2 separate regions of the Mus musculus genome follow, and region 1 is linked to region 2. The links are chromatin contacts, found by Hi-C or POLR2A ChIA-PET in ENCODE. All regions are on one chromosome and are shown on one strand. The core of a region is the stretch at or near the end of the contact, and the rest is flanking DNA. Distances in the headings are between cores, read along the strand shown. Region 1 overlaps Galnt7 (polypeptide N-acetylgalactosaminyltransferase 7). Region 2 holds the start of Sap30 (sin3 associated polypeptide).

Region 1 (6,185 bases), core at 2,608-5,107, 43 kb before region 2:
GTCTTTCCTTGGCAGGCTTATTCCATCTCTCCTGTTACAGAAATCTAGCCAGTAACCCGCTGAGAAAAACGTGAATCTGGGGCAGTCCAGACCAGACTTAGTTACGTTTTAATCTCCCAGAAACCCTCTGTGTGGAAGGAAGGAATTCTCCTTTGACCTCAGCCAATCCCCTGGCTTTAAACTCATCTTTGTACAAATGACTTTTAGATTTGATCCTCACCTCCAGTCTCCTCCCTCCCTTCTTCCCTCTCTCCCTTCCTCCCTCCCTCCCTCTCCCCCCTCTCTATCAGAGCCTAAGCATATTCATTCAGCCATATTCTTGACTTCTTTACTTGAATATCATTTCCATCTCAGTCCACCTCAGGTCAAATGCCTTTTCTCCCTCTCCAGCCCACCTTGGCCCATTGCTCATACCAAAAACGTGGGGGGGTCTTCACTGAGTGGCTTTTTCTCACACATGCATCAGTTTCAGAATCTAGCCCTTCCTTACCTTGGCTAAGTCCCCATCACCTCTCACCCAAACCAACTCACGCTTATCATTGGCCTGTTCTAAACACCGGAAACAATCAGAGAGGCTTTGGAAATGCAATGCACGTCATGTCGCCGCTCTTTAAGAAAGAGAGGTCACCACACCAGTTGCTTGGTTCCATGAAGGCAGAGCCTTTTTTGGTGACCTCAGGACTCTCCTCCCTCTCTCACCTCACTTGCTCCTGCTTGCCTCTCCCTACTTCAACACTCTTCCTCCCTTCTTTCTCCTCCTCTCCTTCTCCTCCTCTTCCTCCTCCTCACACTTCTTGCCTCTGCTGAATGCCTTCCTTTGGGCATCTGCAGGCACAGCTAACTTCCATGTCTTTCAAGATTTTCCTCCTGTGTCCTGGATGAGATCTACCCTAGAACACCCTCCTCAACTCCCCAGCCTCTTCCTTAATGGTCTTGCTTTTCTCTCCTGTGGCCTGTATTTCTTGCATGATAGATATCTTGTTAGCTTCTTTTTTTGCCTTTGTGTTGCTGTGAACTATGAGTTCGCTGGAGCATATAAATAGATATATAGATATATAGGCATATAGATATAGCATGCCTGCCATATAGTAGATACCCACTTATTATTTCATGAACGAAAACACATGCATTGAGGAATGGATGGATGGATGGAAGGATGGATGGAAGGATGGATGAGGGGTTGGTTTCCCTCCTTTTACCATCTCTGTCCTAATTATATCTTCAGAGGAATTTGTCCACATTCTGCCATCTACCCCTTACTTCCTTTCCATTATCCTTTCCATTCATCTGCTGAGCATTCCGAAATAAACCCCAATTTAAAAGATGTCCCCTGAGAAGTCTGAGCTTCCCTGGGCAGTGTGTAGGCTGCTTCATCTGCACATTCAACTCCTCTTTGGACCTCACACCTGCTTGTCCCCAAGTGGTGGTGGTCCAGGGGACTGTGACTTGCTCATCTCCATGGACTCAAGAGCTCGTATCCTCCTCAGAACCCACAGAATCAGCACTAGATCCGAATGGTACAGTGACCTATAATTGAGATGAAGACAAAATTCCTCTAAATGTGATTATTTTAGCACAAAATTCTATCCCAAATGAGCGGAATGGCTATTTGCTTTTGCCTCCATTTAACCACTCCGTGGTAGTTAGAGGAGAGCCACACTGTGTGCCGTTATCCTTGTTCTGAGACACCTTGAGTCCCCTCCCCAAGAAGTGCTGCCCAGCCAGTGAGAGGACTGAGAAAGCAGGGTCTGTTCCGTGTCCAGAGCGGCTGTCTGCCCCCAGTGTACTTACAGAGCTCGCCTCTCTGTGCCTCTCAGTCACATGGATGCTAAAACAGACCTACAGGTTGGTGATACTAGTTACAGCCCGGCACCACAACAGCCCTGAACTCCGTGACAGTACATTGAACTTGGAAGTCTCACACTCGGGTGCTGGCTTGTTACAAACCATACTGTTTCCTGTGTGTTGGTTCTCTTCATCCTTTAGATCCGAGGCCTCGAAACTGCATACTGTATTGATAGCATGGGGAAGACGAATGGAGGCTTCGTGGAGCTAGGACCCTGCCACAGGATGGGTGGGAACCAGGTGAGTCCCCTTCCTTCAGGGCTGGTCAGCACTGAGATCCACCAGACTCACTGGTCACAGACAGACGAGTTTAGTTTGGGTTTGGGTTTTGGTTTGCTTGTTTGTTTTGTTTTTAAGATCCATCTACCCATCCATTTGTTATGCCTGCATATATGCCTGCATGCCAGAAAAGGGTGCCAAGACTTCCTTATAGATGGTTGTGCGCCACCATGTGGTTGCTGGGAATTGAACTCAGGACCTAAAGAAGAGCAGTCAGTGCTCTTAGCCTCTGAGCCATCATCTCTCTAGCCCTTTGTTTGGTTTTTAATTTATTAATTTTGACTTAATAAAAAATGTTCAGTAAAGCTAAAATATTTCACTTAAATAGGGAAATGTAGAAATGTCTGCACACAAGTGATAAAAGTATGTTCTTGTGGGAACATGGGAACGTATACTAATGATGACTGAGTAAGCCTAACCCCTAAAGGTTTGCAAATGGGGTTTACTAAGTGAAATTGGTTTACTTCCGGTACCGGTAGGTATTTTACACAAATATTATTTTACACATATTCTCTTGCTTCCTAATGTAGGGATTTTCATATGTCTAATTTCAGTTGTGAAAAAACTATTAGGCTTGCTTCTAGCTTTTAAATTTTTTTTTGTTGTTGGTAATGATAAATGTGTTAATTACCCATTCTGTGTATTAGAGGCTTAAAGAATTAAGAGTGTAATTCTTATATTGATAGAAGTCTTCACTAATCTCAGAATGACAGTAGTTCTTGTCTGCAGACTAGAGGTCTCCAACATGGACAAAAATTATAGAATAAGTTATTCAGGTTAATTATAGGAGTTATATTTCATCCTTTTCATAAAACATGTGTTGGCGAGAAAGACATCTCCATTTTGTTTGTTCAATAGCTTTTCCGAATCAATGAAGCAAACCAGCTCATGCAGTACGACCAGTGTTTGACAAAGGGGCCTGATGGATCCAAAGTCATGATCACACACTGTAACCTAAATGAATTTAAGGAATGGCAGTACTTCAAGGTATGCCGTCGTCCAGCTCCCGGGATTGCCTATGCTGTCGCGTTGTCAGGAACAAGTAGCCAGTAGAATTTAGATGGATAAATCTGCAGACCAAGTGTTCACATGTGTGACTTGGACTTCCAGCGTGAGTTATTTACACCTGCTTGCTTGGGTGAATCACTGAGCTATAATGAGGTATCCCTTGTGTTCCCTGGAGCAGGGACATCATGCAGCGAGACCACCGTGATAGGCATGAAGAGTCAGTGCCAGTCTCAGAAACTCGCGAATGCTGGTGTTCCAGGAGGCCGCTACCAGCGCCGTTTTCAGATCTAAATCCAATGTTAAAAATGTGAATGAGTCAAGGACAAGCAACAAACTTAGACCATTAAAGAAGAAAGTTCTTGCCTCTTGCTGTCCAGCAGGTGGCGGTAGAGACAGGCAAATAAGAAATGGCCGCTGAGCCTTCCTGTTTCTTCACCTTCTGCTGACTGGAATAGGGGTTGGTTGTTTTAAAGGTCAGATTTATTCACACGACCCTGCAGCCCTTGGAGCTGCTTTTCTGTTAGGGCTGTGCAGGTTTAAAGCTTTCTGGCAAGATTGACCATGTTAATGGATTAATGTATAATTTTTTTCCTTTGATTGAATTTTCTCATAGATTTTTTCCCCCTCACATAACATATCCTGATTATGGTTTCCCCTCCCTCTGCTCCTCCCAGTTCCTCCCACCTCGCCTCCCGTCCAAATCTGCTTCCTTTCTGTCTCTCATAAGAAAACAGACGGGCTGCTAAGGAATCATAATAAAACAAAACAGGAACTAACATATCAGAACAGGACAAAACAAGCAAACAGAAGAAAGAGACCAAAGGGAGGCACAGGAGTCAGCGACCACTCGTTTGCACACCCGGAATGTATAATCTTCAAGGTGTCCGTTGGGACAGAACCAGTCAGTTTGTCTTGTTATGAACTCAAACATTAGCCAAGCCTTGCAAACTGAAAGGCTCGGAAGAAGGCCTCCATTCTAATCATGTAATGTTTGCTCTCCCACTCCCGCTCTGAAGGCATTGTTCCTTCCTTAGAAAATATTCCCAGGCGCCATCTCGTGCATTCTGAGCACGTCAATTGCCGAGTTTTATTTTTATGCACTGTCACTGTTTGTGTCCTGTGTGTGACATGCGTGAGGAGAGAGACACTCCGGCCCTGTGCCATGCACGCATGTCCTGAGGTCAGAGGACAACTTTGAGCAACCTGTTCTCTCATCCACCTTTATGTGGGTCTCAGGGATCGAACCTGGGTCAAGAGGCTTTGAAACAAGCGTCTTAACCTGCTGAGTTAGCTCTCAAGATCCGAAAACAAATTTTAATAACGAGTTGGAAAAGATATTAGAGAATCCTGACAGGTTGATAGTGTTTATTTTCACAAAAGAAAATGAAGAGGAACCACTGGTAGAGACCTGTGAGAAGAGCAACTTTTAAAGTAGAAAAGAGTAGCAGTCATGAGTGGCTTTCTGGAGGCTGAAGCAGGAATGTGAGTTCAAGGCCAGCCTGGACTACATACTGGGACCCTGGGTCGCTGACTCTTGTGATTTCTTGGGTTTCCTTCTGTTTGCTTGTTTGGTCCAGTGTTGGTTCATATATATATATATATATATATATATTATTATATGTAAGTACACTGTAGCTGTCTTCAGACACACCAGAAGAGGGCATCAGATCTCATTACAGATGGTTGTGAGCCACCGTGTGGTTGATGGGATTTGAACTCAGGACCTTTGGAAGAGCAGTCAGTGCTCTTAACCATTGAGCCATCTCTCCAGCCCCTGGTGTGTTGGTTCTTGTTTTATCTTACTTTATTACCACCCCTTCGAAGCCTGGCTGTTTTCTAATGAGAGACAGACAGGGATCGGATTTGGATGTGAGAGGAGGTGGGAGGAACTGGGAGGAGCAGAGGGACGGGGAACCGTAAGTAAGATACTACATAGGAAGACCACACGAATGGATATTGGCTGGGGATAGAACTCAGAGGTACCACATAGTAATTTAATCCTCAGTACCAACCCCCAAATTAAAAAAAAAAAATTAAAAACTAGAATCTACATGTTTTAGGTATTTAAGACACTACACATTTGTTCATCTCCCCAGTGACAGAGTATGAGGGTGTGGAAGCTATCTAAAACATGCTGTTCTATAATGTATAGATGAAAAAAAGATGCAGTTAAAAATAAGCAAAAATGTTTTAAGGGAGGGAAAAAGAGAAGAACGTAGGTGATTGTTTCTGGTCAGTTTTCAGAGAGAAAAACTAGATGAGCAGAAATCCAGCATTAAGAGTCTCAGGAGAATCTGAGGACCGCACTCAGGTTGTCCCTAATGTGAGCTGACATTCTGTGCAGTCGCCATAGGAAACAGTGGATGCTGTTAGGAAAGGGATTGTGACATACGGGTTGCTGAGAAGATCATTATGAGCCGAGTCTACAGATTTCCTGGCTTCAGCATTCCCCCTTAAATCTTAAGGGTAATTGAAACTCACTCAGTACTGTTGTGCTAGCCTGGAATCTCAAAACTCGTGAGGCCAAGGTAGGAAGGCTGTGTATTTGAAGGCAGCCTATGCAACAAAATTGAGACCCTTAACAGTAAAAAGATAACCAACACTCTTCCCAAATAGCTCTCATGTAGGTTGTTATTAAGAGTATTTCTGGGATTGGAAATTAAATTGCAAGAATTTGTAACCTTTTTAAGTTTCAAATTATGCTAAATTAATACATTATACTATTCACTAAGTTATAAAGATCTCCCAAATGCTGACATATTCCATTGTACAATATATATTTAAAAATTAGAGCCGGGCGTGGTGACGCACACCTTTAATCCCAGCACTCGGGAGGCAGAGGCAGGCGGATTTCTTAGTTCGAGCCAGCCTGGTCTACAGAGTGAGTTACAGGACAGCCAGGGCTATACAGAGAAACCCTGTCTCGAAAAAAAAAATAGAAATATAAAACTTGTTTTGTTAGAAAAGTCTTTAAATTGTGTAAAGTCTTCATAATAGTGGTAAATTTTTCAAAATTCTGATTTTTGCTTGAAAACTAGACAGACAGTGTCGAG
Region 2 (6,444 bases), core at 250-2,749:
CGGAAACACAGCTTCTTTTGCCTTCAGAAAACAACTCCCAGACGATTTCACCTCTGTGGTATTGATCTCTTCGTAATCACTGCTAATTTCTTAGCTCCAGCTAGCCAGCATCAATTGTCCTAGTGGTGCCTTCTATTCTTGACTCTAAAGCCAGCCACATAGCCGGAGCACCTGAGTTCTGCTACTTGCTGAGGCTGGAATGTGGCCCCTTCTTATTCTATTACCAACTTTATGTTTTCCAACTCCTTCCCAGCCTAAGCTTAGCTGTCCTGGAACTTGCTCTGAATATTGACCTTGAACTCAGAGATATGTGTGGCTCTGTATCATTAATGCTGGCATTAAAGGCATGTTCTACCATGACTGGATTTAAACTTTTCTCTATTTGGAACTTGCTCTGTTCCAAGCTGGTCTTGAACAATGAAATCTGCTTGGCTTTGTCTCTTTGGATTAAAGGTGTGAAAGCTTGGGCCTAAGTTTTTCATGACCTCTGTGACGATTATATATATATATATATATAATCGTCACTGAATTGGTTGAATCTAAAACAGGCTTTCTCAAAACTCTTCCACTTGAAATAAATTATTTTTGCTTAAGCTTAAGTCTAATAATTATCAGAGGTTCAGGGTTGGCATGGCCACGCCCATTCTTCCACCCCGCCCACCACAGGCACAGGCAAAAATACACATTACGCGAGCACAAACACGTACCCAGGCGCGCACGCGCGCAACCCCCCCCCCCCCCACACACACACCCGCGGCACACACAAGCACACATGTACGCATGCATATGACTCAAGAAAAGAGGTTTCTCGATCCTCGTCCCCTACAGCCAGGGCTAAGTTTTGATGAGTAGTCTGCAGACGTGATACTAGTGTGCTTCCTTTAAATGGTCTTAAACCCTCTTAGATCCGTTTGAAAGGAATCCAAGTGGCAGTAGAGGCGACAAGCAGCCCGATGCCTGCCAACCCGTCGGCACACGAGTATGCCAAGGACCTGCCACGCTCTAGAAGTCAGCTGCGGTATGGAGATGGAGATGAAGGACTCTCCGCCTAAAGAGCGCTAGGTATCCCGAGTTTTCTTTCAATAAATACCAAACAGCCCGTAAACTTTTTCTCACTTAATTCTTACTACCCCCCCCCACCCCCCACCCCCCCACACACACACACCATTAATGCTTCTTCCCAGGAGTCAGCTGGCGGTCTGAACACTAACTTTGCGAAACAAGAGGAGCTAAAACCAGCCCTTGCTCGCAGGAGAGAATAGAGGCGAGAAAACACGGTAAAAGCCTGACCTCACAGTCAGACTTGCCCGGTGCTTGGAATGGAAAAAAAAAAAAACTAGGGGTGGCTCGCCACGCGACGCATGCTGGGATGAGTAGTTTGTCCCGCTGGTCCCGCACGTAATCAGAACAGAGCGCAAGTTAGCTCCTCGATCAAGAACTACCATTCCCGTGGGGCCGCGCGGCAGGTGTGGGGCGGGGCCAGAGGAGGGGCGTCTCCCTCGCGCAGGTTCTGGGGTTGAGAAGGAGGCGGAGGAGCTGCGGTCCAACTGCTGAAGTCTCCATGTGACAGTGAGTGGGGTCTCCTTTCTAGGCGCCACTTCACTCCTGATCACAGTCACAGGACCTGGTAGCTATTCCAGCACCGACAGACCGGCCGGCCCTGGACTCTGGGCGTCGGACCGTGCCGCCACCAGACTTGGGGTGCGGAGTGAACGGCCGCCCAGGGGAAGGAGGCGGAGCGGCGCGGCGAGCGGGGCTCTGTAGCGGCGCCGGCGCCCCCGAACTGGCAGACATGAACGGCTTCACTCCGGAGGAGATGAGCCGAGGCGGGGACGCGGCCGCCGCCGTGGCCGCGGTGGTCGCTGCTGCGGCTGCCGCCGCCTCGGCGGGGAATGGGAACGCAGCCGGCGGTGGGGCAGAGGTACCCGGTGCCGGTGCAGTGTCAGCTTCTGGGCCACCTGGAGCGGCCGGTCCCGGCCCTGGGCAACTCTGTTGTTTGCGGGAGGACGGTGAGCGGTGCGGGCGCGCGGCAGGCAACGCCAGCTTCAGCAAAAGGATCCAGAAGAGCATCTCTCAGAAGAAGGTGAAGATCGAGCTGGATAAGAGTGTAAGTGGCCCAGGGACCGCCCTGCCCTATCCTGCGTGCCTCGCCGGATGGTTGGCGGGGTTCACGAGTCTCGGGGATTGGGTTGCAGGTGGGATTAGTGGTTCTCTGATTGAAACAAAGTCCCTGCAACTCCGGCCACCTTCCCCAGCGCGCGCTCGCGCAGTGGTGCGGGGCTCCTCCGCCCCTCGCCCGGACTCCCGCTGCCTCGCGTGTCTCCCACGCCAGGCTTCCCTCTTCCTCCTTTGCTGCGATCTGGAAACGAAACAAAGGGGACCGCAGCACCGAGGGCCCGGAGTAGTTTTCTCGCAGCCGGGCAGTCCCTTCTGGAATGGAGGCGCCTTTGTTTTGCTGCCAGAGCCGGTGTCTGCCCTAGGGAGCAGCTTCGCTCCTCTAGGGAAAGTAGAGTCTGGCTGGACCCCACAATTCTCTCTCTCTCTCTTTTTTTCCTTTTTGTCTTTTCTTTTTTTCTTTCCTCCTCGTTGTTCTCTTTCTCTTGAACACAGACAAGCAAGCTGAGCTCACCAGTTGCCTTACAGGGAGATAGATGATTGTAAACGTTGTTTGCGGTGTCAGCTCTTCGGGCAGCTGCTCCGAACCAAGGCTGCAAATAAGCCTCTGCGGTTTTACAGCCCTCTCGGCAGCCATCGGGATTTCTTTTTCTGTCTTTATGCACGTCTGCTGTTTTGGCCAGCTATGAGGTTTCAGAGAATTCCATTGCTACTTTTCAGAGCTCTGACTGATGGCAAAGGAAGAACAAGATACAGAACCTCCAGACATCCTGTATATTTTTAACTTACCCTTAGCTTAGAAGTCAATTTAAAAGCCTGTTCATTCGGCCTTTAATTGTAGCCTTAAAAGGGGGGGGGGGGAGAGTGTCAATCAGCTCAGTATTTCCTAGTCCACTGTATATACAGCTCTCAAATCCCCGAGTAATTAATTTTTTTGAAAAGTTTATTTGTGATTCTGTTTAGGCAGGTTTCTCAGTAGGGTCCATGAGAAACTTTGCAAGAGAACATGAATAATTTGCTTTAATTGAAAACACAAAATACAGAGAAATATATTCGCTTAATCCTTAAAAAGAAACCTTAGGGTTCAAATTTAAACATAGGATATGAATTCAATGTTGCATTTGTAAAGAAATGCATACTTTGTACCTGTAGAATTTCACTATCTAACAGATCAATCAGAAAGCATGTACCTACGAGTAATATAATGCTGCTCTCAAGCTAGAGAAAATACAAGGACAAATTTGTGGGCAATGCCACCTCTCCCTTTTAAGTTAAAATCAGCAGGAGCTAACTTATTTAGGTCACCTTCCCTGCAATTTGATGACAAGACCCAGAGAATTGGAATTTTTCTTCCTTTCCTGCCTGCCTGCCTTCTCCAAGATACTACCCGCCCGCCCACCGCTTCCAATTCCTCCCCTCCCCCATTTCCTTAACAGTATCGCCAGATTGCTAATGTTACAACATTTTAATAGTGGAAAGAAACATTGCATCTTCTGAACAGTGGCCTGTTAAGATGATTTTTAGTCAGCCACCTGGGCCTATGCATTTTACTAATACTTAGCTGCAGTTTTTCTGGACTCACAGTCTTTGAAAATTTTTCCTTTACAGGCAAGGCATCTTTACATTTGTGACTATCATAAGAACTTAATTCAGAGCGTTCGGAACAGAAGGAAGAGGAAAGGAAGCGATGATGATGGGGGAGACTCGCCTGTTCAGGACATCGACACTCCAGAGGTAGATGGCAGGCTTTTCCCCATGTTATATGTAAATCATAAGCATGCTGGCAATCCCAACACCATTCTGTAAATATTTGAGCTCTTCTTTAACTGTTTAAAGCATCTGAAAAATCTCAAAAGTTATATACAGTCAGTGAAGATGTATTTATACTAATATTAAATCTCAGACGACATTCTTACAGCTCTTGACATACAACTTCCTCTTTTGTTTCTCCGGAAGTTTACAATATGTATCCCCCAAAGATGGAACTGTTTAATAAAGTACAGGTCTGAGTGTGTAAATGAAGTCATTGTGTGAAGTGTCATAATACAGATCAATGATATCTTTTCAACAGAGTGAACTAACTCATCTATTTTTTTTTTCTAGGTTGATTTGTACCAATTACAAGTAAATACACTTAGAAGATACAAAAGACACTTCAAGCTTCCAACCAGACCAGGTCTAAATAAAGCACAACTTGTTGAGGTATATATAAATAAGCTTTATACTGTTTAAACAATCCTGTTCACACCAACAAGGTATCATTAAGTGATGATGAAATAGATGAATGTAGTATATTAAATAGTATATTGCATGTAGTAAAGTAAAAGTTAATAGGTGTATTGTGGAATGTAGTTGTTTAGAAACATCTATCTGCCACCTAGGAAAGCTCTCCAGTGAGTGCTCAGTGGATTACATTCAGAGTATATACAGTGTCTTTTAATGTTGATTTTTCAGAGTAAGCAATGAGAATTTTTTAATCATTGTTCTAGAATCTTGTTTTAAAGGGATGGACTATACATGTGGATTGGAATATAAATGGAATATTTCCATTGAGGGATGGAAAATAAATAAGCTTACAAGTATTTGTTAGAATGTAATTTTCAAAGTTTCTGCAGGTGAGCCCTGAAACAGGATTTCCCTTGCTTTCTAATTTTACTTTGAGATACACTTGCCTTTGTTAGTAGTTGTTTTTAAGTAAAGGATACTTTCTTTACATCAAGAGAAAGAACAAAAATAAGGCTTTATGTTAAAGTTAAAGTTTGCTTGGTATGGGACTTCAGTTCCTTTGGTATGTTTTGGAAGCTAGTTTTGTGTGTGTGTTGAAGTAATAAAGCCACAAAAATCTGTGAACTTTTAAAATACAGATTTAAATAATTATACTTTATATCTAAAGCAAACATTTCCACTGAGTAGACAGATCAAAATATGTATGTATGCATCAACACATATATATTTATGTGAGTGTTCTTATATTCTTCAGCATGACATTAGTAGTTAGCCTACATTTCCAATGTGTATAAATAAATGATAAATATGAGTTAGAATTTTTTTAGAAAGCTCTATAACATTAAAATTCAGTATGCTAACTAGCCAAATTTTCTTCTATATTTCTTGCCTAGGCAACAAAACTATTTTTCTTTAAATTTATTTCAAAGCTATCATCCTTTTTCTGCTGCACAGTACATATATATAGACATTCCCTACTATAATGAAAATATAATAGACACTAGTGTAATTATCCCTATTCTATAACAAATAGCCAAGAATTGATACAAAGTTGTATTTAAATATAGAACTCAAATCTCAAGCTCTTTTTTTGTTTTGTTTTATTTTGTTTTGTTTTCCAAGACAGGCTTTTTCTGTTTAGCCCTGACTGTCCTGGAACTCACTTTGTAGACCAGGCTGGCCTCTAACTCAGAAACCCACCTGCCTCTGCCTCCCAAGTGCTGGGATTAAAAGTGTGCGACACCACTGCCCGGCTAAATCTCAAGCTCTTAAAATCAGGTCTTATAAACCAGTTGTAGTTCAGTGGATTCTAGAAAAAGGCAGTCTTGAGTCTGAGCATGCGTAGTATTAGCAGCTCAGTTTCTTATCTGTTTATTCTGATGTACATGTTAGAACTGTGCAGTAAAAGACAGGAAAACAGTCCAACATCCTTCTAGCTCCTTGAGGTTTCCATTCTTAAATTTTATTCATAAAAAATTTACAAGAAACTTAAGAGTTAATATCAGTTGTACCAATGGTATTTATGGTACAGTTTGTTACCAAGAATTTTTTTTCCTTATATTACTCTTTTTCTATGAATACAGTCTAAGCCCTCCCTCATATGATGGACATTAGTTTTTTTGTTTTATTTCATTAATATTTAATGTTTAAGAATATGTAGTTTGCAAACTAAAGTTTAAAAGGAAAATACTTATAACAAGTGCACATTAATTAAGTAGACCAAAGGGGGTAAAATACTCAAAGAGTGTATTAATTGTGGAGACTAACGGATCCTTTGAAGTCAGGCTGTCTTTTGTTTATAATATCTTGTTTTTATGTGCTTTGGAGCTTGTTAATATTTTGTTAAGACAGATTAATCTTTAAAAGTATCTTGTGGTCACACAGCACTTTGGCAAAGTTGTATCTTACTCAGCTCACAGCATCTGCTACATCTAACCTTTAATTTGTCCATTTTTTTTAATTTGTAGATAGTTGGTTGCCACTTTAAGTCTATTCCAGTGAACGAAAAAGACACCTTAACATGTTTCATCTACTCAGTGAGGAACGACAAGAACAAATCGGATCTCAAGGCCGACAGTGGTGTTCACTAGGAGAGATGCTGTT

What was found. A loop is a pair of places that touch in the nucleus more often than their neighbours do. ChIA-PET counts read pairs that join two places held with the same protein, here RNA polymerase II (POLR2A).
Region 1: a map of heart shows a loop between it and region 2 (5-fold over the local background). The contact joins the enhancer-like site here to the promoter of Sap30 in region 2. A Hi-C loop is called at or near these places in 7 of 37 maps with a recorded cell type or tissue (gastrocnemius, heart and left cerebral cortex). POLR2A ChIA-PET finds 5 or more read pairs at or near these places in 1 of 5 experiments (Patski).

The regions. Positions count from the first base shown.
Region 1 is chr8:57,528,528-57,534,712 of GRCm38, reverse strand. Galnt7 (polypeptide N-acetylgalactosaminyltransferase 7) reads left to right here. Exons shown (of 12, transcript NM_144731.4): 10 at 1,987-2,085; 11 at 2,983-3,111. Among named protein-coding and RNA genes, the nearest start is that of Gm51574, 8.6 kb to the left of the region's middle. Within about 2 kb of position 3,857, at least 1 of the 3 ENCODE cell types and tissues checked has a DNase peak (open chromatin) inside an H3K27ac peak, as active enhancers do; it is heart, where a contact is called at or near this core.
Region 2 is chr8:57,482,915-57,489,358 of GRCm38, reverse strand. It overlaps Sap30 (sin3 associated polypeptide), which reads left to right and starts at 1,499. Exons shown (of 4, transcript NM_021788.2): 1 at 1,499-2,107; 2 at 3,724-3,849; 3 at 4,219-4,317; 4 at 6,309-6,444. The coding sequence starts at 1,793. The coding sequence ends at 6,431. 2500002B13Rik (RIKEN cDNA 2500002B13 gene) reads right to left here and starts at 1,396. Exons shown (of 4, transcript NR_126553.1): 1 at 1,166-1,396.